Linked DNA regions of Homo sapiens: all the other regions are linked to region 1. A link is a loop called in an ENCODE intact Hi-C map of the cell type or tissue named here. Cell type or tissue: OCI-LY7. All regions are shown on one strand. Each heading gives the region's core, and the rest is flanking DNA. Links, peaks and the distances in the headings are about the cores only. Region 1 overlaps RASSF6 (Ras association domain family member 6). Region 2 overlaps ANKRD17-DT (ANKRD17 divergent transcript). Region 3 overlaps ANKRD17-DT (ANKRD17 divergent transcript).

Region 1 (8,369 bases), core at 28-8,027:
TAAAGTTACCTTCCTAAAGGTTTCACCTTTAATCTTTACCCTAAATATGTGATGCTGTATTGGCACCAATACAATATAATGCACTTAAATTAATTTGAGCTTGAAGTGATTATTTGTGATAGTACTTTTTTTCTTTGGAAATCTTTCTGCAAAAGACATAAAGAACTGATGGGTATCATTTGGACTTGTTTTTATTTTTCCAGATATTTTTGTATAAAAGATAAAGTAAAACTAAGTGCTTAAATAAATGAATTATTTTGATTAGAGAACTATAAAAAAATTAATTATCATTCTAATACCCTTTCCTTGAGTTTAATTATTTTTCCTCACTTCAGTGACTTCAACACATTCATATGCATTAGTGAATTAGATCCAATAAACATTTGCTGAGTACCTAATGCATTCAATACACTGTGCTAGATACTACAAGGAATAATACAAATATGAATATGATTTCACCAGATCACTAATGCATTTATACAAGATATAAGCACATAAAGAATTATAATAAAAGGCAAATTTCAAAATTCTGGTGTCACAAGAGCAGAGCTAACTGAAACTGTGGTACACAGGAGCTTGAGATCACACATTGTTACAGAGACCAGGAAAGGTAATGGAAGAAGGGACCCTAACCAGGGACTAGAAAATGGGAATGTTTCAACAGAAAGAGATGTGCTAAAGTGTGCAGTGTTTCAGGGAAGGCTGAGTGATTTAGTTTGGCTGGTTTTAAGACAAAAATGACATAGCTGTGGGCAGTAAGTCTTAGTAGAAGATAAGGCTACGATGGTGGTTGGGGAATATACTGAAGTTTAATTATAACATAGCTAATATTTATCACATTCTTATGTGCAAAGTGCCAGGCTTTACATGTGCTATTCTTGTAACTCCCCCAACTGTCCAATGAAGTAGGTACTATTATTCCACTTAAAAATGAGGACACATTTTAGAATGGCAGATTCGGGAAGCATAGTTCGGGGGAAGCCACAGATTATGGTGGTTAACTGTATGGCTTCTGGAGCCATAAGTTTAAATCCTACCTATTTCTTCTACTAAAAACCTTGGCAAATCTCCTAACTGCTCCATGGCTTACTTTCTTTATCTGTAGCATGAGGTTGAAAGAATAATTTCCTTATGGAATTGTAATGAATATTAAACGTAGTGCCCAGCAAATAAGTTGTTATTAGTTTGAACAATATGAAATCATTGCCTTTGTAGGTCAAATATTGGCAATTTCAAATGGCTCAATCTAATAGGTATTAGATGTTATTAATTTAGAAGACAAATGAATGTCATTGAAAGGTTTTGCCCTCTGTAACTACATCCTATTTCTTGTTCTTTCCCATATATATGCCTCCACCTAATAGTTATACCTGCTGTCTTTATCACTTCATCAATTGCATTGCAAGGGGCTTCTTTCCCCTTCAGTTTCAAAAACCAATCTAAATAGCCCTAAACCAAATTAAACAGTAATGACACCTAACTGAATATTTCATAGTAGAGCCAAGAGATAATAAAATATACCACTATATCAGGGAAAAACATATATATATATATAATGTTTAATATTTTTTCAGCTATGGGACCAGACTTGTAATAAGTAATACATACATATGGGGAATTTTATAAAAATATTTCAGATAATTCCTTCACTCATTCATTTATTCTTTCATTCACTTATTTATTCAATCAATTTTTATTGAGCACATCCTACGCACAAGACACAATATTAGGTACAGAAAAGCTATAAAGATAAATGTGACACATTCTTTACCATTAATAATAATATATATTATCTAAAATTTAATTTGAGCTAATATATAACTGACAATGAAATATTTGGACCACCTAAAACAAGGATAAATTATTCTGTGACAAGTTTATATTCTTGCATTATGCAAAAATGATTCGAAAATAAACTATTTTTTTCCCAGAAATTGTATGAGCTATACATTGCTATGTAACAAATTGCCCCAAATTTAGCGGCGTACTACAACAAACACTTCTTATCTCATACAGTTTCTGAGGATGAGGAATCCAGAATGGTTTCCTTGGGTTTTCTGGCTGAAGGTCTCTCATGAAATTACGGTCAAGCTATTAGACAGGGCTGCAGTCATCTGAAGGCTTGACTGAGGCTGGAAGATCTACTTCTAAAATGGCTGTTGACAGGAGGCCTCAATTCCCTGCTGGCATTTGATAGAAGGTCTCAGTTCTTCATCATGTAGGTCTTTCCAGGGCTGCTCAGGACATGGCAGTTGACTTCCCCCAGAGCAAGTGGTCCAAGAGAGAGCAAGGAGGAAGCCACAGTGACTTTTATGACCTACTTCAAAGTCTCACAGTCTCTTCCATTTTCCTGTATTAAAAGTAAGTCCCTAATTGCTAAAAGAGTACATTTTTAAATGTTCTCACCACAAAGAAATTATAAGAGGTTATGGATATGTTAATTAGCTTGATTTAATAATTCCATAATGTATACATATATAATAATATAATATTGTACCCCATAAATACATACAATTATTATTTGTCAATTAAAAATAAAATAAAAAGACGTAAGTCACTAAGTCCAGCCCATTTTCAGGATGAGGAAGATTAAGCTTCATCTCTTCAAAGGAGAAGAATCAGACTTTATGGATATAAAACTACCACAGAAGTGATGTTAATGTCTCATTTGAATAATTGATTTGAAATTTTTTGCATTTGGTAGAACTCTGTGCTTGCATGTGCTTGTTACTTTTTTGTTCATAAGTTTTAAATAATAACTTTACTATTTCCTGATGTAAAAAGTAACAAATATAAACTATAGAACACTTAATACAGATAGGGAAGTTAGAAAAACATGAATCACTCATAATTCTACAATGCAGATATAGCCATTTTTAACATGTTTTTATTTCTTGTGTGTATATATATGCAAATATTAGTGTTCACACACACAAATACATATATATATACACACACATACATATATAATATATATGCCTTAAGTACATAATAAATATTTTGGAACATGTGTATGTGTATATTCTTATTTAGATATATAAGAATTTACCCCTGTAATTAAAATTACTTGGAAACAGAATTTTAATGGCTACATAACAATATACAAATAAATGTTTATTTCCCTCTTTTTTTTTTTTTAGAGACGGAGTCTTGCTCTGTCGTCCAGGCTGGAGAGCAGTGGCGCCATCTCGGCTCATGCAACCTCCGCCTCCCGGGTTCAAGCGATTCTCCTGCCTCAGCCTCCCGAGTAGCTGGCATTATAGGTGCCTGCCATTGCACCCGGCTCATTTTTTGTATTTTTAGTAGAGGCAGGGTTTCACCATGTTGGCCAGGCTGGTCTCGAAATCCCAACCTCAAGTGATCCACCTACCTTGGCCTCCTAAAGTGCTGGGATTACAGGCGTGAGCCACCGTCCATGGCCTATTTCCCTCTTTCATCTTTTAAAATAATTTTCTGAACATTTAGGCTTTTTATTTCCTTTTGTCACAATAAATAACAATATAAAACATATCTTTGCAGAATGTCTTTGTATCTCTGGTTATTTTCATATGATAGGATCTTACAAGTAGAATTATAGGATAAACAGACTACTAAATTGCCTTCAAGAAAAATTATATCTATTTGTATTTTTACCAGAAGTTTGAGTCCCCATCTCATGGTGATTTATTGAGTATTTAATGTTATCATTTCTTAATCTTTGCTAATAGGCCAAAATGTGTATTTATTTATTTATTTTACTTTGTACTTCGGTGGCATGTCAGTTATTATTTTACTGTCTCTCAGCTCCACATTCACTGTTGGTTGCCCGCTCCGTGAAAATAGATATAGACTCTTGAAATGTTTCCTTTGCAGCTTGCATGATGGCATACTTTGTCAGTAGAGGGCGCTGGAGACACACTGCAAGAGGAAGGGGTCTTTCCTGATTCCTCCAGGCTGACAGGCCAGGCTACTGGAGAGCAGGCTTTTTTCCTTCACTACTTTGCCTGGAGTGGTTTCTGCAGTGCTGGTTGCCTGTAGGGTGCAGCTTTCTCCAGCATTTCTCCACTTGCTTCTCTAGCTTTTGCTTTGGGCAGTGGTGGTATAACCTGGAGCCACAGTGCAAGCCGGTCCTGAAGCTCCAATTGCTGCTCTCCATTTCTTCTCTTCAGCTGGGTGCACACTCATACAGAGGACCCTGCTGGGCTGGCCAACTACTGAGCCACTTGCCTGAGCTTTGTCTTGTGCAGTCTCGTCACACAAAGTTATGCTAGGTTCCTGCAAAGTAGGTCCCTCCGGCTCCTAATCCCAACAGTGCCTCGAACAGAACCCGTGACTCCTTCTTTGTGCTTACCCTTTGGCAAAGCCCCAAGTCCCTCTGCATATCTGCCCACCTGCCTCAGCTGGTCCACACCTAGGGGGTTGGCTGTACCAGCTTGTCCAGTATCTGTGGTCCTGCTCTGGCCTGGGCAAGCCAGCAAACTTCTCTCCAGTGGGCTGCAACCACACCTTCTCCAGTGAATTCTGAAACCCTCATTCCTGCCTTTCCTTGTTAGGATTCTTTCCCTCAGCCTTAGGGTACCTTCTCTTTTCATCTTTATTATTATTCTCCTATCATAGCTTAATTATTATTTATATTAAACTTTCCCTGTTTAAATTACTACCTTGTTTCTGTCTTCTGATTGATACAGACTAACACAGTTGTTCACTGTTAAGATACGACTTTTTTCATATACTTAGTGGCCATTTGCATTCTCTCTTCTGTGATTTTTCTTTTCATATCTACCTTTTTTTTCTATGTAAGACTTGGTTCTTCTCTTATACATTTCAGTCTATTGAAGACTAACCTTTTGTCATGTTCATGGCAGGTACATGACACTAGTTTTTTATAAGTATGTTGAATTTTAACTATTACATTTGCCTCATTTAAGTGAGATGAGACTATTTTCTTATTAATATTGACAGGTGAAAGAATAGCGATGCAAGCCTCTGGTTTACTCAGTAAGAGAGACTTCTTAGGCTTGAAAAGGCCATAGCACACTTTCACCTTCAACCAGTTTAGGTTTGGTAATACTGAGAAGTAATGCCTTTGTCTTAAAAATGTTTCATATTTTAATATTGTTAATCTTCCAGTTGGGTTTACTGCATATAATCTCATTCCTTAGTACATGTAATATGATCAATTTACTACAATGCTTATGAGGAATGCAAATGGAATTAGTTTACAGAATGAAAGAATGTTGCATATAATTCCATTTTAATACAGAATTTATAAATAAAATCATAGTTTATACTTATAGCATTTCTTCATTTTTAGTGTTTTTTTTTCAAGTGGGTTAAACAGATCTGTGAGTACCTTGAGAGTTGTCATGTAGAATAAGATGCTAAGAGGGCAGAGTTTGGGATTCCCTATGTAACTTCAGCTACAACAGCCTTGCTTTATCCATTGTATTCATTCAGCAACAAATAGGTATTTGTGGGCCAAGTCTTACTTTAGCCGATGTAATATGTCTATGTGATATAAACATTTTTTTGAAAAATAAATAAAGAAAAAGTTCAATTAACTTAAAAAAGAGCTTAAGAAAAGCTTTGAACTGATGAAAGGTCTTTCATCAGCAGAAGAGAGAGAATAAAAGGGCTGGGGGGAGGTTCAGAAAATTTCAATTAGGATTTCTTAACAGAGTCCATAATTTTTCCTTTCCAAAGGCCAGACAGCTCTGATGTTACAGATAGTCAGAAGTCAACAGGCCATTTAAGATAGTCCTAGATTTTATGAAAATGCCAGAGTTTTCAAGAAGCTACTGTCACTATCAGGTAGATTCCTTGATGGTGTAAGACTGTATTTCTTTTTCATTCCAAGAACTGGCAGCTTCTTTTTTCTGAGTCATTTCTGAATCCATTGATTATGTTTCAGTTCTCTTGAGAGTCCAAGCTAAATGAAGTTTAAACTGCTTATCTGAAGACACCATTTAAATTTGAGTTCATTACATGGTTTACTATAAAAGCTATTTGGCATATGCAGTATTCAAGCTTATTTCAGTTACTGAAACTAAACTCAAACTCATTTTGTCCAACTGTGAACCCTAATTAACCTCATCACTTCAAAAAGAAATGAGCTTTTTTTGACATTCAATTTTCTACGATTCAAGTCTCATATATGTTCGTATAAATGCAAGTACAGAACTTATGCATTCATCAAAGAGTAATATCTCTGAGTTTTTTGAAATGTTTTAGCAATAGAAGCTTGTACTGCTAAACTGTTGTCTCTGTTTTTATTACTAGTTTATTTTGAAGACATTTCAGTATAATCGCCTTTTCTTTATTGAATCTGAAAATGAGAAGAAGAAAGACTATTAAAAATTGGACATATTTTGTGCATTGGACATATTAAAGAACGGAGTATCCAATGTGCATGCTCTTGACTTACTTTGTTACTATTCTTTGAATCTCTCTTTTCTCTTCTTCATTTAATCTTTGAAGAATGGATTCCAAGAGAGAAAAGTGAAAGTTAATGTACTGAGCCACCTAAGAAAGAAGAAGAAGAAAAAAAAAAGAAAGCAGAACAATTATGCAAGAGGTGCTGAGTCAGGAGGGAAGCAAAAAACAGATTCAGGGTGATGGTATTCATACATCACTGCTAATTTCTTCTGCATCTTTATCCATGAGGAAAATGCGAGCATTCTTTTCAGAAGGTCCCTGTAGGAGCCTCTGCAGTAGCGGAATGTCTGTCTTCTTTAGTCGTCTTTGTTCTGCAGTGAAAACAAGAATCAACCACAATCAGAAGTTCATGCTGCAGGAAAAGAAGGAAGATAATTTTCCAATTTATTTTTCGTATTTAACTCACTTTGAAAAAAATAACACCTGCAACAGGAGGCAATTACTCAAAAAAGCAAATTGAAATTAAAACTTAAATGAACTTCTTTCTCTTACTGTATCTCAAGTTTTGATTAATGTCTCAAAGAACTCAGCCTTCCTTTGATTAGAGTGTTCAAACAAATCTCCGGTCTGATAGGCCTTTTATAAAGCAATATGCCTCAATAATTATTTAGGTTTCATTCCACCATTCCTTCATCCATACAACAAATATTTATTGGTTCTTTCCAAGTTGAGTTGATGTAATTCCATCTTTCTGGTTCTTCAGGTCCAAAACCATGTAATTATTTTCAATTCTTCCTTTGTCTCGCTCCACACCCAATTCTTGGCTCATCTTTAAAAATATATTCATGAGGTTTTTGAGATCAATAATATTCTTATTATTCATTCATCTGGGCTTAATCCATTCAGCCATGAAAATGAGATAGAGAAAGAAAATATCTTCCAATCTGGTGTGTTTCCAGAACTTCAAATTTCCAAAAGTTATAATATAAATACTCCTGCTACAAAAGTACTTATAGCTTTCTGTCAAAGTAGTTTCACATCTGGGATTTCATTTTTATCAGAATAAAGCATGAACAAAACATAGTGTCCTTATATTCATCTTATTTCCTCATTCTCTCCTTCACCTTGCTTACTTTCTTCAGAACAGTGAGAACTGTTCTCATTCCCTGAGCTGGACTTATCCCAGGAAAAGAGTCAAGAGAGAGTCTAGAACTCAAAAGCCCAGCCTCCCCACAATTAAAGTGATATTACCCATTCCTGTTCACATAGTGTCAGTGTTTACTGTTCTAATTCCTCTGCCATTTCTGAAGCAGTTGGGAGCCTTGACAACTTAGCTCCTCTCATCCACCCACCAGAATCCTCTTTTGACCTTCAGGTCCAATGTTAACTTGGCTTAGCATCCTCTTGCTTCATGATTCTGCTTTATGGGATGATTATTAAAAATAATGATTAAAAAATTATGATGATGATTATTAAAAATGCATATTCCTAGAGTTGTCCCCTGATCTGGAAGGACTTGGGAATCTGTATTTTAAGTGAACTCTATAGGTAATCTGAAATGAACTACAGTGTGAGATACACTGTAATGGGCTTTGTAGATATAAAGTTAAAACCCACCTATCTCTGTTTTCCAGATTACTGCCCAAACAGGAGCCATATGCTCTCTTCTGACCTAGTTATTATTATCTGCAGTTATGGATATATGCAAAATTTTGACACAAAATATAAAAGAAAATGGGATTTTTATAGGTGAAATTATAAAGAACTACATTTTTTATAATGAAAATAGACATTTTTTTCTTATAAAAACAACACGCTTGTTCGTTCATAGGTCCAGCACCTTGTGTGGAGCCCAAGAATGACTGGAAGGAAACTAAGCCATATTTCTGCTCAACTGCAGGCTAAAGTTAGAGGTGTGAGGAAAGAACGAGGTGCATGTGAATGGAATCCAAGTCTTGGAGAACACCAAAGAGGGAATTTTCAAATCTTGTACAACCTAGCTGTTCAAGTTATCA
Region 2 (8,369 bases), core at 206-8,205, 260 kb before region 1:
TATGGGCACAATAATAAGGAAACAAGGGAAAAGAAATAGTGATTGAGTTAGTGATGGGCATGCCAATCATATTTCTTTTTCTTTACTGCCATTTTGTTTGTTTACTTCATAAAAATCAGAAGAATAAAGGCAAATTCAGTGTTATATGGATATAAAATTTTATAATAATGATATTTAATAATATAAATTAATACAAATAATAGCATATTTGTAATAATAATTGAATGATAAAATAGACATTAAGCAATAGTAATTTTGGAAGTATTTCATCTCTAATTGGCCCATGAATCTGTTATGGCTAGTACATGGTAGCTGAGAAAACTCATTTAAAATGAAGATGCAATAGCCACATAACTATATATCTCATGCCCAAAAGAGTATTTTCTGGACCCGTGGCTTTCCAATTCTTGGACAAGTGAAATCGTATTGAGCATTGAGTCATCTTCTAAACATATTGAAGACTTCAAATAATCTCTGTTAAGTTACTTTGTAATAAATCAACAAATACAATGGCCATCTATGTTTTCAATTTTCTTTCTAACAAGCAGACCAATCTATTGACTTACTGTTTTCCTGTTTCTTTTTACTAAACTATTAGAGTAACTTAAAAAACCTTTTTTCCCCTTGCATCTCCTAGCAACCAAATTCAAATTTATAAGAAATAAATTTCTTATGGAGGCGCTTATAATTAAGAGGCTTAACACATTATGATTTCCACCTAAACCCTTGGTGGTTAAAGGTTTTTATAGAGTATCATGATATATGATTTAAATGTAAAAAAGGAATTTTTTGTTTAGGACTACCAGTGTTGGACTTGTAGTACAAAAGAAAGTCAAATGTGAGTATTACCCAAATAAAGATTCGAGATTTAAATTTTAACCTTAAGTATTTAAGTAATTTCACTCAAATAGTGATTTAATATAAGCAGAAGCGTTATCACTGCGATTCTCTGCTCTCCTTTGTGTGTTCCATCTTTTCTTCTAATCTCTCTTGTCTTTTCACCATACTGAGTCAGTTTAGTGCTAGTCTGCACCTCCCTCTAGAGTATGAAAATAGCAGTCACTTTTCACATTTTGAGGCAGAAATACTCTTCCTCAGAGGAACTTGATTAGTGCCTCCACAGTTCTGCTTTTCAGGGTTCAGCACCAAATTCTATTTTTGTCAGCAGTCCTCTTTGTCCTACCGGCTGGCATGGAAGCTGAAGAAGCCACTGAATCTGAGTCAGGCTCTGCTTGACACATTTAGAACAATTTCTCTGAGATAACAGTAAACAACAGAGAATTGTGACCTAGGAAGTTAAAATAAACTGAAGCAGCTCTCTAGAAAAGTGAGGAGACAGTAAATAAGGCATGAAATAAGGAATGAATGTTGCTAATTGTGTCTATGGGTACATCATATCTCCAGTCAACCTTCAAAACACTTTGAACTCAAATAAGCTGTAACATTTGGTTAGTTTCTATGCTCCTCATTCATAACATGCAAAAATGTGAATTCAGAATTAGTGAAGATTGTCTGCTTTTTGCTTGTTTCTAGAAACATTTTATTGTGCAGTGAGTTTTACCTCAAAGCTCTGGGATTTATTTGCAGGGATATATATATATATATATATATATATATATATATACACATGTGTATAGCATAGGCCAACATAAATAGACAGAGATAGACCAAATCTCAAGAGATTAAAGAAGATATGTAGGACAAAACACTCTTAAATATACCAACCTCCCACCTCCATTCTCAAATACATGCACGTCCTTGGTTGTCTTTCCTTTACCCCTACTTTTTTGGGAATACATGTAAAGAAAACAAAAAGAAAGAAAAATATAAACCTGTTGTAAAACACAAATAGGTATCAAAGGAAGAGCTGAGTTTAAAAATACAGAGATTGCTACCGATAAAATGCATAATTTTGGATACCAGTGGTTTCACCTACCAAGTTGATGGAAAAAAAATGCATTTTGCAATAAGTTAAGGAAATACATTTGAGGAGCCTTATACAAAAACCGTTTCCACTGTCTCTAAACAGTTTTTAAATGATTCATGTTAAAATACTTCACATATGCTCTGACTCATATAGATAGTCTTGAGCTAACATTCTTTTATCAGCTGGATGTTAATGCAAAGTTAGATTATATTAACTTTTATTTTAAGCATCACATTATATTTTAGTTCTTTGTGAGCCTGGAATCCACTAAAATCTGCCAATCTTTGTCACATAATCGTTATCCTATAACTCTGAGATTGAATTTTTGAACCTAAGAATGGAACTTTTTATTAATGACTGCCAAGTTTTATCTCATTTACTTCACTTCTTTATTCTAGTCAGTTGAGGCAATCATTTTGAATCTTGGCTGTCATTGGTCATATTATTTACTGCAGGAATTATAAAACTTTCTCTGTAAAAAGCTAGTAAATATGTTAGGCTTTGTGGGCTATGGATCTTTTTTATATAGTATTCCTTTTCTTTTATTAAATAAAATACAAACAATTCTTTTAGTTGTAAAAACCATTCTTAGCTCAAGGGCCATACAATGACAAGCCTCAGACCAGATCTGGCCCACAGGTTGTAATTTGCCAACCTCTGGTGAACTGTATTAGTTATCTGTTGCTGTGTAACAAATAGCCCTACCATTTAGTGGCTTAAAATACAAAATATTTTATCTAAATTGTGGTTCTGGAATCCACGGCATTGATTTGTCTGGGTACCTCTGCCTTGAGTTCTTTCCCAGGATATAATAAAGCAGTTGGCTTGGGCTGCAGTCTCATCAGAAGACTTGACTGAAATAGAATCTGCTTCTGAGTTTCTCATGTAGTTATTGGCAGGATACAGTCCCTAACGGACTGTTGGCCAGAGGTCCCCCCTTGCTTCCTTGCCAGGTGGGCAGTTCACAACTTGGTAACTAGATTACATCACAGTTGGTCAGCAAGAGGAAGAAAAAAGAACTTGCAAGATGGAAGCCACAGACTTTTTGTAACCTAATTTCAGAAGTGACGCCCATCACTCATGCTGCATTATATTGATTAGAAGTGAGTTCCTAGGTGCAGTTCACACACAAGGGGAGGGGATTTCACAAAGGTGTGAATACTGGAATGGCAAGAATGACTGGAGCCATCTTAAAGGCTGCCTACAAAACCTATCCACCCAAAATATTATACAACTTAGAAGAAACAAGTTTTCAATTTGTCCAAGTTTTTGATAAAAACATCCAAGAAGGGGTGTTCATGACTGACTTTTGTGGCATGCTTTTTTTCCCCCAAGATTGATTCCAGTCCATTAATACTATGAATATTGCTGATTGCCTAACTGCAAATTCTCAGTGGTGCTATCATAAACATTTTGTCATCATATCCTTGGAAATCTTAAGAGACATTTTTGTCAAATTCATTTTAACAATCATGCTGTTTCTGCTTCACTGGACAGGTGAAATTAAGTTAAACTGAGTCTCAAGGACTGTCTTGAAGAATAAAATAAGTCATAGCAGTACTATAGCTCAAATAATGTCATAAATAGAGAGAACCAGTTTTATCTGCCTTGTCTCCATGACAGGAAGTTTTAAGACTGTTTGCATCCTATATGAGCCTCAATTTTTTTAACCAACTGGTAAAGCTGCCTTTTCCTCCACTTCCATATATGCTTTTATAGAAAGATGTATATTTTCTTAAGAGATCAAATCAGGGATGAATTGGACTTTACAAATATTGTAACAGTAAATCGCAATCATAATTTGATTCAAGGATCTTTCAAAATTAGAGAATACCAGTTATTGATAGCTGCTATCTAGATAGCAACAATATACCATTACAATGTTTCTACTACTTCAAAAAAAAAAGTATAATGCTCTAACCCAAACTGCCAACAAAAGTACTGTCATTTTAAATGCTGTGTCACTCAAACTTCAATCTAACAACCTACGTTTTGCAACTCTTTCCCCCTTAAGCAATATAATTATTACTACCCATTGGGTGTATAATATGAGTGACATGCTGCACTAAACAACTGTATTACGATCTTCTCGTTAATTCTTCTTAACAACTCTGGCAGGTAGGTACTATTATTATGTGCATTTTACAGAGATTAAGCAACTTGCCTGTGGTCATCCAGCTAGTAAATGATGAAGCAAAAGTTTGAAGCCTAGTAGCCTAAATTGAGCCCTTTCTTTTCAAGCAGAGACACAAATGTAATATTTGTTTATTTAAGAACTGCTAAGGAAACTTTTCCTAGGAAACATGGTTGAATGATTCACATAAAGTATAGTTAATTTTTTTTCAGTTTGAAGCCACTAGATGGCAATATTTGCAAATTTTGTTTTTCTTTTTACTTAAGGTGGAAAAGTAACTCCACAGTATTAGTGACTAGTTTTCTGTGAAGAAATTATTTATCTTTGATTTGCCAAATATAACTGTTATTTGTAGGAAGATTTTTCAGTGACATGATGTAATGTGACCATAGCAGTTTCAAGTGGGACAAAAATTGGAGTGTTATCTGCTATTTCATTTAATTTTTGTTTTACTTTAGTTTGAGGTTGAAGGGAAGTTCCTAGAAACTTAAAATTTCTTCCTGGAGGTCCTCCCTCATGCTACAACACTGCCATGAAGTCCTGTTTGTTTAATATCAAACATGACAAACACTTACTTTTCAGAAAAATAGTGTGCTATAACAAGCTTTAGTGACTTTAAAAACATAATTTGTATTGCCTGGAATGTACCCCTCCTCTTTTACATCATACATTCCTGTGTATCTTTTAAATCCTAACTTACATATGTATCTTTTTCCTCTGTGATGTCCCTTCCACAAGCACAGGCAGATTCTTCTAACAGTACCACCTCAGTCCCATACCATTTGAGGCTTTGATACATTATACATGTCCTAATGATATACATTTGTGTTTATCTTCACTCTCCTTTGGGAGCACTTCAAAGGCAGTCTTTTAAAAATTCATATATGGAGCCGGCCGCGGTGGCTCATGCCTGTAATCCTAGCACTTTGGGAGGCCGAGGCGGGCGGATCACGAGGTCAGGAGATCGAGACCATCCTAGCTAACACGGTGAAACCCCGTCTCTACTAAAAATAAATTCAAAAAAAATTAACCGGGTGTGGTGGAGGGCGCCTGTAGTCCCAGCTACTCAGGAGGCTGAGGCAGGGGGATGGCATGGACCCAGGAGGTGGAGCTTGCAGTGAGCTGAGATTGCACCACTGCACTCCAGCCTGGGCAACAGAGCGAGACTTCGCCTCAGAAAAAAAAAAAAAATCATATATAAAACTCTCAGTTTCTCAATACCTAAATAAAAAAAATCATATTAGCATATCACAAGCTATTTATCTAATCCTCTACCGATGACATTTGATTTCTTTTCACATGTTTGCTTTTACATACAATGCTTCAAAAAAGTCTTTGTTTTTGTCTTGCACGTGTGTGAGAATTGCATTAGAAATTCTAGAGATCAAATTTATGCATAATAGGGTACATATGGTGCACACAATTTTAATCACACTTGACATTTGTCATTCATTTTGGCTGCTCGTCAACTAATATGCCTATGTTTTGGGAACTTTCCATTTTATGAGTATGGTGGGAGGCCGACCCTGTTTTCCACTATAAACACTGAAAATGCCAAATACTTGCTTCGTGAGCTTCCTTTGCACCTAGGATGTGGGCACATGGTCTTGTTTCTCTGCTTGAAATTGAGAGCCAATGCATCAGAAGAGAGGACTCTGCACAGCTGTGTTGATTGTTGCAGCAGGACTAAACTTTGTATCAGTAATGGAAGCTATGCTATTAGTGGCATTTAGTACACAGAGCCAGTTCTGTGTGCAGTGCAGGTTGCAACAACTTTTGTTTGGTGAAGGCCACAGTGGGGTTCTCATTAGATCATTTCTATGGTGTGATTTTGAGCATAGTTTTTGGTGCAAAGCCCTGTCCCTAATTGTCTAGGATTCCTAATGATTCTATGAACTACCCCCAAATCCTTGTAATAATGTCCTATTCTGCTTCATCAGTTGAACTTGGTTATTTTTTGTTTCTAGCTAAAAATCCTGACTCTTATAAATTGGTATCAGGAATGGGCTGGAGGTGTTGTTTCTAAAGACGCTGAACAGCTAAATAAAAAAGGAATGACATTCTCAAAATTCTAATTTAGGGCATAGATTGAAAACCAGCTAAAAGAATATCTCCTTTCTTGCAGCCACAGGGTTGAGATAGTCAAAGATCAAATTCAAAGTTTAATTATATAGGTTTCCAAATTCCAAACTCAGCTGAATTCACAGTCTTGTGTAGTATGTGAAAGTAAGAGTTTGATAATGAAAGAGTAGTGTCCCCCCAAACTAAAATGGGATACATGAAAGGATTTAATTTGATTGACTCAGAAAATACTGATTCCTCTTCATAGAGACTCCCTTGCCTCCAGGAGCGCTTACCTTCATTTGACTCATGAGATTGTTCTTACCTTGCTTTACAACCCTGTCACAACTTTACGTAAGGAAGTCATATTGCAGGAGGAAGCCAGTCCTCTTCTTGCTCTACTCTTAACACTTATTATGTCTAGACCAATAATGAAAACCAGATCCTCAGCTTGAACTTGTATTAGGGGAGTGATATTATAGCATAACCCCCAGGATGATAAAGCTTGTACTTTAAAATAGTTTAAGAAAAATATTATTTTAGTTCAGTGATGAAAAGAAGATTTGGTTAATGTATACATATAAATAAGGGAGGAATGTATTTTAAGACGTAACTGAAGTTACCAGTATGGGTAACCTTGTCAGAAATTAGTCTTTTAATATCCTAGCTTAAACATATGGGAGTAGTTTTAATTGTTTTCTTGTTTGGTTGACTGAAATCCAGACCATAGCTCATATGAACAGAAATGGACCTGCTCTAGAGAAGAAAAGATATTAATACAAGAGTTAAAAGACTTGGGTAGAAATCTTAAGGTAGAAGTAGTGGATTAATTTGTTGTTTGCATTCTGCTCTCCTCACTCCTAATAAAATCCCTCAAGAGGGTTCAAGAGATAACCTCTTCACCAAATCTGTTAGAAATAGATTAGACAGTAGTCTGGGTGCAGTGGCCCACTTCTGTAATCCCAGCACTTTAGGAGGCCAAAGCAGCAGGATCACTTGAGGCCAAGAGCTTGAGGTCAGTTTGGACAATATAGTAAAACCTTGTTTCTGTTTTAAAAAACAAACAAACAATTTGAGAGTCTTTCTGAGCTACCTGTGGCTCAGGTAGCTGCCCAATAAGCAACAACAAGAAATACATTACATGGGCATTGTGGCTCATACCTATAATCCCAGCACTTTGGGAGGCCGAAGCAGGAGGATTGCTTGAGGCCAGGAGTTTGAGACCAGCCTAGGCAACATAGCAAGTCCCCCATCTCTATGAAAAATATAAAATTAGCTGGGCATGGTGGCTTGTACCTGTGGTCTCAGCTACTTGAGAAGCTGAGGCAGGAGGATCACTTGAGCCCAGGAGGTTGAGGTTGCAGTGAGCCAAGATTGTGACATTGCCTTCCAGCTTAGGCAACAAAACAAGACACTGTCTCAAAAAAAAGAAAAAAAAAGAAAAAAGAAAAAAAAAAGAAAGAAAAAGTAGAAAACAAATGAATTAGGAATGCCTCTTGAGGGCACCCTTAATTTCAGTGAGAATGTGAAGATCCTAGGTTGACAGAAATTAGAGTACTTAATTACTAAGGCAAATTGGCGTGATTACCATAATTATAGACCATAAATTCCTGACCATTAGTCTGGATAACTACTTGATCTGAGCTGATCATGATGAACCACATGTTATCCATTAAAGTACCAAGTTAGTCATGCCTAGTAGCAGTCCACTATAAAAAGGAAGTAATATATGTGGAACTGAGCCGGAGAATATCTAGAGGCACAAGAAGGATACATGTGTTTATGATTCATATTCTGAGTGTGCTACTTCTGCTTCGTTGTCATTTTTCTCTCAACTTCATTTATGACCTCATGGCAAGTTACCTATGACCTAAATCTCTGACCTTGGTTAACAGATGAGTCAACATAATTTGCTGGCACTAGGTGAAAGTAGACTACCACCTCCCTACAAATCTAATCAGGGTTAGCTCTTAAGGACCATGAAAAATGAATTCCTCTTGATAGGTAGAATTTTGAGTATCCCAGGTAATTTTCCAGTTATGAAAACCATAGCCTGAATCAAGAATCTATGCCCATTTATGGTGACTGGCTAGTGGAACTAGAAGGAGGAAGATTAGAGTCTTAGAAACAAGGAGTTTGAAAAGTAAAATACAAGGATAGATGTCTTCCTATGGATCCAGAATATGAGAATATTGTCCCAAATGAAAGCGTGTCAAAAAGTCTTTACCATGGAAGAAGCTCTTAATA
Region 3 (8,369 bases), core at 235-8,234, 230 kb before region 1:
GTGGGATCTAAGAATCAAAACAATTGAATTCACGGACATAGAGAGTAGAAGGATGGTTACCAGAGGCTGGGAAAAGTAGTGGGGGGCTGGGGACAATGGTTAATGGGTACAGAAAAAATAGAAAGAGTTAGACCTAGTAATCGATAGCACAATAGGGTCACTTTTTATAGTCAATAATAACTCGATAGTACATTAAAAATAATAAAAAGAATATAATTGGATTGTTTATAACACAAAGGATAAATTCTTGAGGGGATGGATACCCCATTTTACATGATGTGATTATTAAACATTGCATGCCTGCATTAAAACATCTCATGTACCCCATAATTGTATACACTTACTATGTACCCACAAAAATTAAAATTAAATATTAAAAAGAAATTTCTGCCTTGAATTACTGAATGGTTCTTCTAAGTAAAAATGGATATTTTTCAAAAGAAATTAATTATTACAATATTGCATGCCTACCCCCAAATGGCAATATTCCTTGGCAATTCTTAATTTCCAAAGATAAATTCAAGAGTAGGGCTTCTCCAGAAGTAATGTTTTGACTATATATTGCTTTTTGTCATTTTAAGCCTGGTTAAAGAAGCTAAAAAGTGTCTAAGTTTATCCATACTTCATTTATGGCACAAGAACATTGATTCATTTTTCTCTCTGCTCACTGTAGCAAAGAGAACCTGAAAGTAAGTTCTCTTTGCCTATGGCAGTGACTTATTCCCATGAACTTATGTCTTTAATATCATCAAGGTAATCTTTGCAGCAGTTTTACTACTTTATATGCTTTTCTTTTGTTTGTTCACTAACTTTCTTGTTTTTGAAACCAATTATGTCTTAAATATGTTTCTGAGGAGCAGCTACATGAGGCTTTAGAGACTTGCAGTTTTCATATTTATGTCTGACCTAAGATTTTGTCTCGGCATCATCACATGCCCCTGTGCTTCTGTGTGCAAAGTAAAATATTCCTGAATGACCATCACAAGTAAATTTATTATGGTTTTTAAAGATATAATTCACATGCCATATGATTCACCCACTTAAAGTGTACAATTCAAGGGTTTTTAGTATATTCACAGAGTTATGCATCCATCAACACAATTTTAGTACATTGTCATTACCCCCTCCAAAAAACCCACATTCCCTAGCCATCACCCTACAATCTCCTTTTCCTCTCCAGCATCAGGCAACTGCCAATCTACTTTCTGTAATTTTCCCACTCTTGAAAATTCATATAAATGAAATCATGGAATATGTGGTCCTTTGTGATAGGTTTTTCACTTAACGTGTTTTCAAGGTTTATGCATGTAGTGGCATGTATCATTACTTCATTTCTTTTTATTATTAAACAATATTTCATTGTATAAATATACTACATTTTGTTTATCCGTTCATCAATTGATGGACATTTGGGTGGTTTCTCTTTTATGCTATTATGAATACTGCTGCTATGAACATTTGTGTGTGCGTTTTTGTGTAGATACGTTTTTATTTTTCTTGGGTATATACCTAGGAGTGGAATTGCTGGATCATGTGGTAACTCTGTTTAACCCTTTGAGAAACTGTCAGACTATTTTCCAAAGTGGCTACCACCATTTTACAGTCCCATGAGCAATATATGAGAATTTGAATATCTCCACATTCTTGCTAACATTTGTTATTGTCTATCTTTTTTCAGGTAGTCATCTTATTGGGTGTGAAATGACATCTGGTGGTTTTGATTTTCATTTCCCTGGTGGCTAATAATGTTGATCATCTTTTCAAGTGCTTATTGACCATTTGTATATCCTTTTTGGAGAACTATCTATTCACTTCCTTTGCCCATTTTTAAATTGGGCTATTGTATTAGTCCATTTTCATGCTGCTGATAAAGACATACCTGAGACTGGGAAGAAAAAGAGGTTTAATTAGGAACTTACAGTTCCACATGGCTGGGGAGGCCTCAGAATCATGGCGAGGGATAAAAGGCACTTCTTACATGGTGGCGGCAAGAGAAAAATGACAAAGATGTAAAAGGGGAAATCCTGATAAAACCATCAGATCTCATGAGACTTATTAACCTACCACAAGAACAGTATGGGAGAAACTGCCCCCATGATTCAAATTATCTTCCACTGGGTCCCTCTCACCGCATGTGGGAATTATGGGATTACAATTCAAGATGAGATTTGGGTGGGGACACAGAGCCAAACCATATCATTCCACCCCTGGCCCCTCCAAATCTCATGTCCTCACATTTCAAAACTAATCACGCCTTCCCAACAGTCCCCCAAAGTCTTAACTCATTTTAGCATTAACCCAGAAGTCCACAGTAAAAAGTCTCATCTGAGACAAGACAAGTCCCTTCTGCCTATGAGCCTGTAAAATCAAAAGCAAGCTAGTTACTTCCTAGATACAATGGGGGTACAGGTATTGGGTAAATACAGTTGTTCCAAATGGGAGAAATTGGCCAAAACAAAACAGTTACAGGGCCCATGCAAGTCCAAAATCCAGTGGGGCAGTCAAATTTTAAAGCTCCAAAATAATCTCCTTTGACTCCAGGTCTCACATCCAGGTCACACTGATGCAAGAGGGCCCAACCCCACGCAGAGAGCCAACCCCACATTTCCCTTCTGCACTGTCCTAGCAGAGGTTCTCCATGAGAGCCCTGTCCCTGCAGCAAACTTCTGCCTGGCCATTCAGGCATTCCCATACATCTTCTGAAATCTAGGCGGAGGTTCCCAAACCCCAATTCTTGACTTCTGTGAACCTGCAGGCTCAGCAGCATGTGGAGGCTGCTAATGCTTGGGGCTTGCACCCTCTGAAGACATGGCTCGAGCTCTGTGTTGGCCATTTCAGCCATGACTGGAGCAGCTGGGACGCAGGGCACCAAGTCCCTAGACTACACGTAGCACAGGGACCCTGGGCCCTGCCCATGAAACCATTTTTTTCCTCCTAAACCTCCAGGTCTGTGATGGGAGAAGCTCCTGCAAAGGTCTCTGACATGCCCTGGAGACATTCTCCCCATTGTCTTGGAGATTAATATTTGGCTTCTCGTTACTTATGCAAATTTCTGCAGCTGGCTTGAATTTCTCCTCAGAAAATGAGATTTTCTTTTCTATTGCATTGTTAGGCTGCAAATTTTTCAAACTTTTAAGCTCTGTTTCCCTTTTAAAACTGAATGCTTCTAACAGCATCCAAGTCATCTGTAGAATGCTATGCTGCTTAGAAATTTATTCTGCAAGATACTCTAAATCATCTGTCTCAAGTTCAAAGTCCCACAAATCTCTAGGGCAGGGGCAAAATTCCGCCAGTCTCTTTGCTAAAACCTAACGAGAGTCACTTTTGCTCCAGTTTCCAATAAGTTCCTCATCTCCATCTGCAACCAACTCAGCCTGGACCTTACTGTTCATATCATCATCAGCATTTTTGTCAAAGCCATTCAACAAATCTCTAGGAGTTTCAAACTTTCCCACACTTTTCTGTCTTCTGAGTCCTCCAAACTGTTCCAGCCTCTGCCTGTTACCCAGTTCCAAGGGAGTTCTCTGACCCCTTGCACTTCCCAGGTGAGGCGACGGCCCACCCTGCTTCAGCTCGCCCTCCGTGGGCTGCACCCACTGTTTAACTAGTCCCAATGAGATGAGCTGGGTACCTCAGTTGGAAATGCAGAAATCACCCACTTTCTGCATTGATCTTTCTGGGAGCTGCAGACTGGAGCTGTTCTTAGCTGGCCATCTTGCCAGCCACCTTGGTTACTGTAGTTTTGCAGTAAGTTTTGAATGATCAACTTTTTTCCAAATTTGTATCAGTTTTGACATTTGCACATAATTTGTTTGGATTATACTTAACAGATGTTTGGTATTAATATGTGCTTATGATTTGGAATGCTATGGTTAGAGACAATAAAGCATAATGGTTTTGGTCACAAGTGCTGAGTCCAAGAGACCTGGATTTGAAATGACTGTACCACTTACTAGATGTATGAACTTCTATAATCCTCCCTCAGCTTCAGTTTCCCATCTTGAAATGGGAACAATAATACATTAATGGACTTTTCAATTTGTATTGCATGTTCATCATGTGTGTTCAGTGGTGTTTTTAGTGGTGGTATATTGGCTTCTGCTCTAAGAAAATACTAATAAACTTCTACTTATTTGGAGCTTATTTTGCAATAAATATGAGAAAGAAATAAAGCCAGAACAATAGAAAAGTAAGGCAAAACTGCCTGTGGAGTGGTGTAATGAGGAGGAGGCAGAAAGAATCTATGCATGTTCCTTCTCCAGGAATTTAAGAAAACTTCTTTCTACAGTAATTCTTTTAAAATAGTTTAAATAGTTGATCTGCTTGCAAAGGCTTGCAGACATCAAGGAATGTACTTTCTAAGAACTCCTTGGAATCCTTTTAAAAAACTTACTGACTGTGGGATTCTATAAGACAGAACAGGGTAAGTTTACATTTAACTGACTTTTAGCTCCTAGAGCATAATTTGAGTTGTATTAAAAACATTTTTTAAAGCATAAATCTGTTAAAAACAATAGTAAATAGCAAGAGTTCAGAGGACATAAGCTAAGCATTTTCCAGCATGTAGTAACCAATATACTAATGTTAGGCATTGGCACTATTACTGTATTGAAAAAAGGGCTTGGGCTCCATTTTTTTTATATTTGGAAAAATATTTGTTAACAATTTTCTATTCTATGCTACTCCTGGGAGGAAGCTTCAAAGGCCTCAGCCACAAGTAGCTCTAGCTCAAGCAAAAACAAAGCATGTTGAGAATTGTGAACAATCAGTGATGCAACACAAGGTGGTGCTCTTGTCCCAGTGAGTGCTGTAGAGCCTTGTTAGGGCATTAGGCAAAGGATGTACAACTCCAAAAGATTTGGTTGGTATAAACGCCAATGGGGATCTGCCGGACAGACTGAACAGCTGACTGGGGGGCACAAAGCCAAAGGTGACTTTTCTTAGAATGTAGACTGGTATAATAATGCAGGGGTGCAAAAAGCAGCGTAGCAAAAACCTAAGAAAGATAAGAACGAGTGTCTGTGCTTTACAGTATATTTATTACTTGCCCTTATTATTCATTTTAGTCTTAATAACAATCATCTTTACACTGCTTTGCCATACACTTGCCTAAAACAAATGTTAGATAATGATATTTCTATGTAGAAATAATGGCTTCCCATGGTCTTCATGATAAAATCCTGCTTTGTCTCCTGGCAACTTTCACCCCTTCTTCAGGACTGAAATGTCTGAAGTTCCTGAAATGCATCCTTCTCTCTTGTCTCTGTGATTTTGCACAAGTTGGTGTTCTACCTGGAACTTTCTTTCTCCTTTCATCTTCTTGGACAATTCCTGTTCCTTCTTTCTGGGTTAACACAGCTATCACCCCCTCCTAGGCCTTCCTTAATTACCTCCACGTAACAGGAATGTGCGCATTGAAGCTATTAATAGTATATGTGAAGTACTTAATAGATGTATTCACTTAACAAATGGTATCTACTGTTTTCATACAAGTCCAATAGTTTTAGTCTATGTACATATCAATCATTTTTATGTATTTATTTATGGGTATTTACTATTTTCTAGATCTTTTGGTCACTTATGTCTTTATTAATAACCAGACTGTCACTTCATATTCTCAGTGTAAAATCTTCCTTTTTATACAGATGATATTTTATGTTTTGTTTACAGTATGCTTCCTGATTAGTTAGTTGAATAAGTAGTTTCTCAGTCCTCATGTACAAGGTGCTGTTCTAAACACTGAAAGTATAGGACATAAAAATGGATAGCATAATGGAGACACCTATTGTCTAGTGATTCTTAATATTTATTGTTCTTTAGAATTTTAAGATTAAATTGCATCGTTGCTTTGGAGAGAAAACTGATAATGTTTTTCCTGGTTTACAGCTTTTTTTCTGCTATGAAACAGCTTGTTTTATGCTATTTTCTAACTATAGTTTATATTATTGATTTTAAAAAGCATTAATGCTTGCCCATAGTAAAACTGTTAGCACATTTCTGCTAATTAACACTGCCTTAAAGGATCCTATTGATATTCATCATTATATCTTTGGATTAAAAAAACACTAGAGGATACTAAGGTCAACCATAAAATTTGTCCCCTTTTCAAGATCTTATTCAGAATTGTGAATGAAGGCCTTTTAATAGTCAGGGTTCTGGCAAGAATCCGAGGGCCCATTCGAACCAGGTAATTTGAGAAGAGGACTTTTTTACAAACCTGCAGGCAGAGTTTAGAAAACCCAACTATGCCAGATCTAGCAAGATGGAGAGACAGTATTATTTCTTTTCTTTTCGTTTCTTTTCTTTTCTTTTTTGTTTTCTTTTCTTTTTTTTTTTTTTTTTTTTTTTTTGAGAAGAAGTCTCACTCTGTCACTCAGGCTGGAGGGCAGTTGTTCGATATCGGCTCACTGCAACCTCCGCCTCCCGGGGTCAAACAATTCTCCTGCCTCAGCCTCCCAAGTAGCTGGGATTACAGGCATGTGCCACCATGCCTGGCTAATTTTTGTACTTTTAGTATAGATGAGGTTTCACCATGCTGGCCAGGCTGGTTTCGAACTCCTGACCTAGTGATCTGTCTGCCTCGGTCTCCCAAAGTACTGGGATTACAGGTGTAAGCCACTGCACCCAGCCTGAGAGACCGTATTATTTCTAGGCCTGAAGAAGCAAGGGGAGAGAGCAGATACTGTAACACAGAGTGGGTGGCTGTTTGGAGATAACTGCCCAACCAGAGCTGAAGCTTCCCAAAGAGAGACCAAATGATTCACAATGACCCAGCAGGCAGGGAGCAAGGAAATTAACAGTCTTACCTCATTCTCCTATCAACCCCAATCTGCCACCAGGCTTCCCACTGACAGAACCTCATGGAACCTAGAGGGCAAGGGATTCAGTAGACACGGTCCATGCAGGTCAGTTTCCTGTAGCACAGACCAGGGTGGAGAAGGGTGTGGTGTGGATCTGGCGAAGTGAATGAAAGAAACTCAGCACAGGCCTTACGTTGTTCATAAAGTGGAAGACTCGGCTATTGATTTTTTTTAATTAAAAGAAATATGAATTTATCCCTACACATATTTGTCATGTCTACAGATCAATGCCTTTTTCATGAAAAGTATCCTTTCTTCCTATTTTTTTCTTTAATTTATTCAATTAATATTTATTGAATCCTTCTTTGAGCAGGTGCTGAAGATACAGAGATAAAGACACCATCAGATGGGGATAAGAGAAATAATCAAACCATCACCTTATGGCCTACTGTAAGCGTGGTGAATTAGGGGGAAGTGCAGGGGACAATGGGAGCTCACAGATGAGGTAGCTACTTCACCTTATAGATTGTCTGAAAGGCTTCCTGGAGGAGGTGATTTGGGCATAATCCTTGCTCAGCTTAATTGTTTGGTCTCTATTCCCATGTTGAATGTATTTTATTACCATTAGGAATGCAAATTTTGAGGCACATCTCTGAATCTTGTCTTTAAACAAACTACCAAATGTGGATCACCTTATGAAACAGTATGTACATTTTTATGGTATTGAAACATATTGCCACATTGCCTTCAGAAAGGTTGTATACTATTAATATTACCATAAACAGTGTATGAGGGCACGTTTGGCACACACTTGCACTATCACTATGCATTATGTATTTTGAATATTTTCCAATTTTGTTTGCTCCTTTCTGTTAGCTGGCTGTTTGTGTCAGCTTCACCCTAGCAATGGCTTTTTATGTTGAAGAAGCATTTGGTTCCAATTTCCATTTTCTTTATATATTCCCAGAACTAGCCTTATTTTGCCATCCCAGAAATACCTGCAGCTATGGTAGTGTTCTGTCCTCCAATGTTTAAGTTCCGACTTCTTTCACGATTCATTATACTAATCCATTTTGTTTATGTTGGAAGTTTTCTTTATTATATGTTCCAATAATCCCACATTTCTACTTTGTCTCTATTCCATTTTCCACTGGGAGTCAGAGTATTCATAAGAGATAAATTATCTGCCATTCCTTGAGGCAGAAACCCTCAGTATTCTTTCTTCATTTCTGTTGTAGCTCTACTTCTCTATTCCTTTTATTCAGTTCAATTTTTTTTGTGGCTTCTCTTTTTTTCTTGATCAATTGTGCCAGAAGTTTTCAAATTTTATTAATATTTTTAAAGATTTATTTTATTTGTTTAATGAATTTCTCTGTTGCCTCTTTTTTTTCCCAGTTTATCTACTGCTGCTGTTATCCATATTATTTCTTTCTAAAATATATTGGTCTTCCTCCTGCTTTATAATCTTCTTCTGCAGCTGTCTTTGGCAGATTTTAACAGGAATTAACTGACAAAGGGGAAACGCAATTCTCAAAGTTTCTGTCCCAACTTTACAAAATAAAGAAAAGA

What was found. A loop is a pair of places that touch in the nucleus more often than their neighbours do. Peaks named below come from ENCODE experiments on the same cell type or tissue, not always from the same donor. Only the 100,000 strongest peaks of a DNase experiment are listed, where the experiment ranks them.
Region 2: it touches region 1 in a loop (3-fold over the local background); 8 of 110 quality-filtered maps call a loop at or near these places.
Region 3: a loop joins it to region 1, with 6 times the contacts of the local background. A loop is called at or near these places in 11 of 110 quality-filtered maps.

What each region holds. Positions count from the first base shown.
Region 1 is chr4:73,570,007-73,578,375 of GRCh38, forward strand. RASSF6 (Ras association domain family member 6) reads right to left here. Exons shown (of 11, transcript NM_177532.5): 9 at 6,607-6,725; 10 at 6,404-6,501; 11 at 1,544-6,304. The coding sequence ends at 6,229. Among named protein-coding and RNA genes, the nearest start is that of RASSF6, 46 kb to the right of the region's middle. In OCI-LY7, for the core only: CTCF peaks have their summits at 3,870 (motif pointing right) and 4,070; a DNase peak (open chromatin) is centred at 3,895; H3K27ac peaks cover 3,696 bases.
Region 2 is chr4:73,307,384-73,315,752 of GRCh38, forward strand. All of the region lies in intron 3 of ANKRD17-DT (ANKRD17 divergent transcript), which reads left to right. Among named protein-coding and RNA genes, the nearest start is that of ANKRD17-DT, 52 kb to the left of the region's middle. In OCI-LY7, for the core only: CTCF peaks have their summits at 1,034, 1,246 and 4,274 (motif pointing right); DNase peaks (open chromatin) are centred at 1,068 and 4,268.
Region 3 is chr4:73,336,782-73,345,150 of GRCh38, forward strand. The region is part of intron 3 of ANKRD17-DT (ANKRD17 divergent transcript); the gene reads left to right. Among named protein-coding and RNA genes, the nearest start is that of ALB, 63 kb to the right of the region's middle. RefSeq lists enhancers at 2,305-2,806, 2,807-3,306, 6,525-7,026. In OCI-LY7, for the core only: CTCF peaks have their summits at 4,790 (motif pointing right) and 4,992; a DNase peak (open chromatin) is centred at 4,780.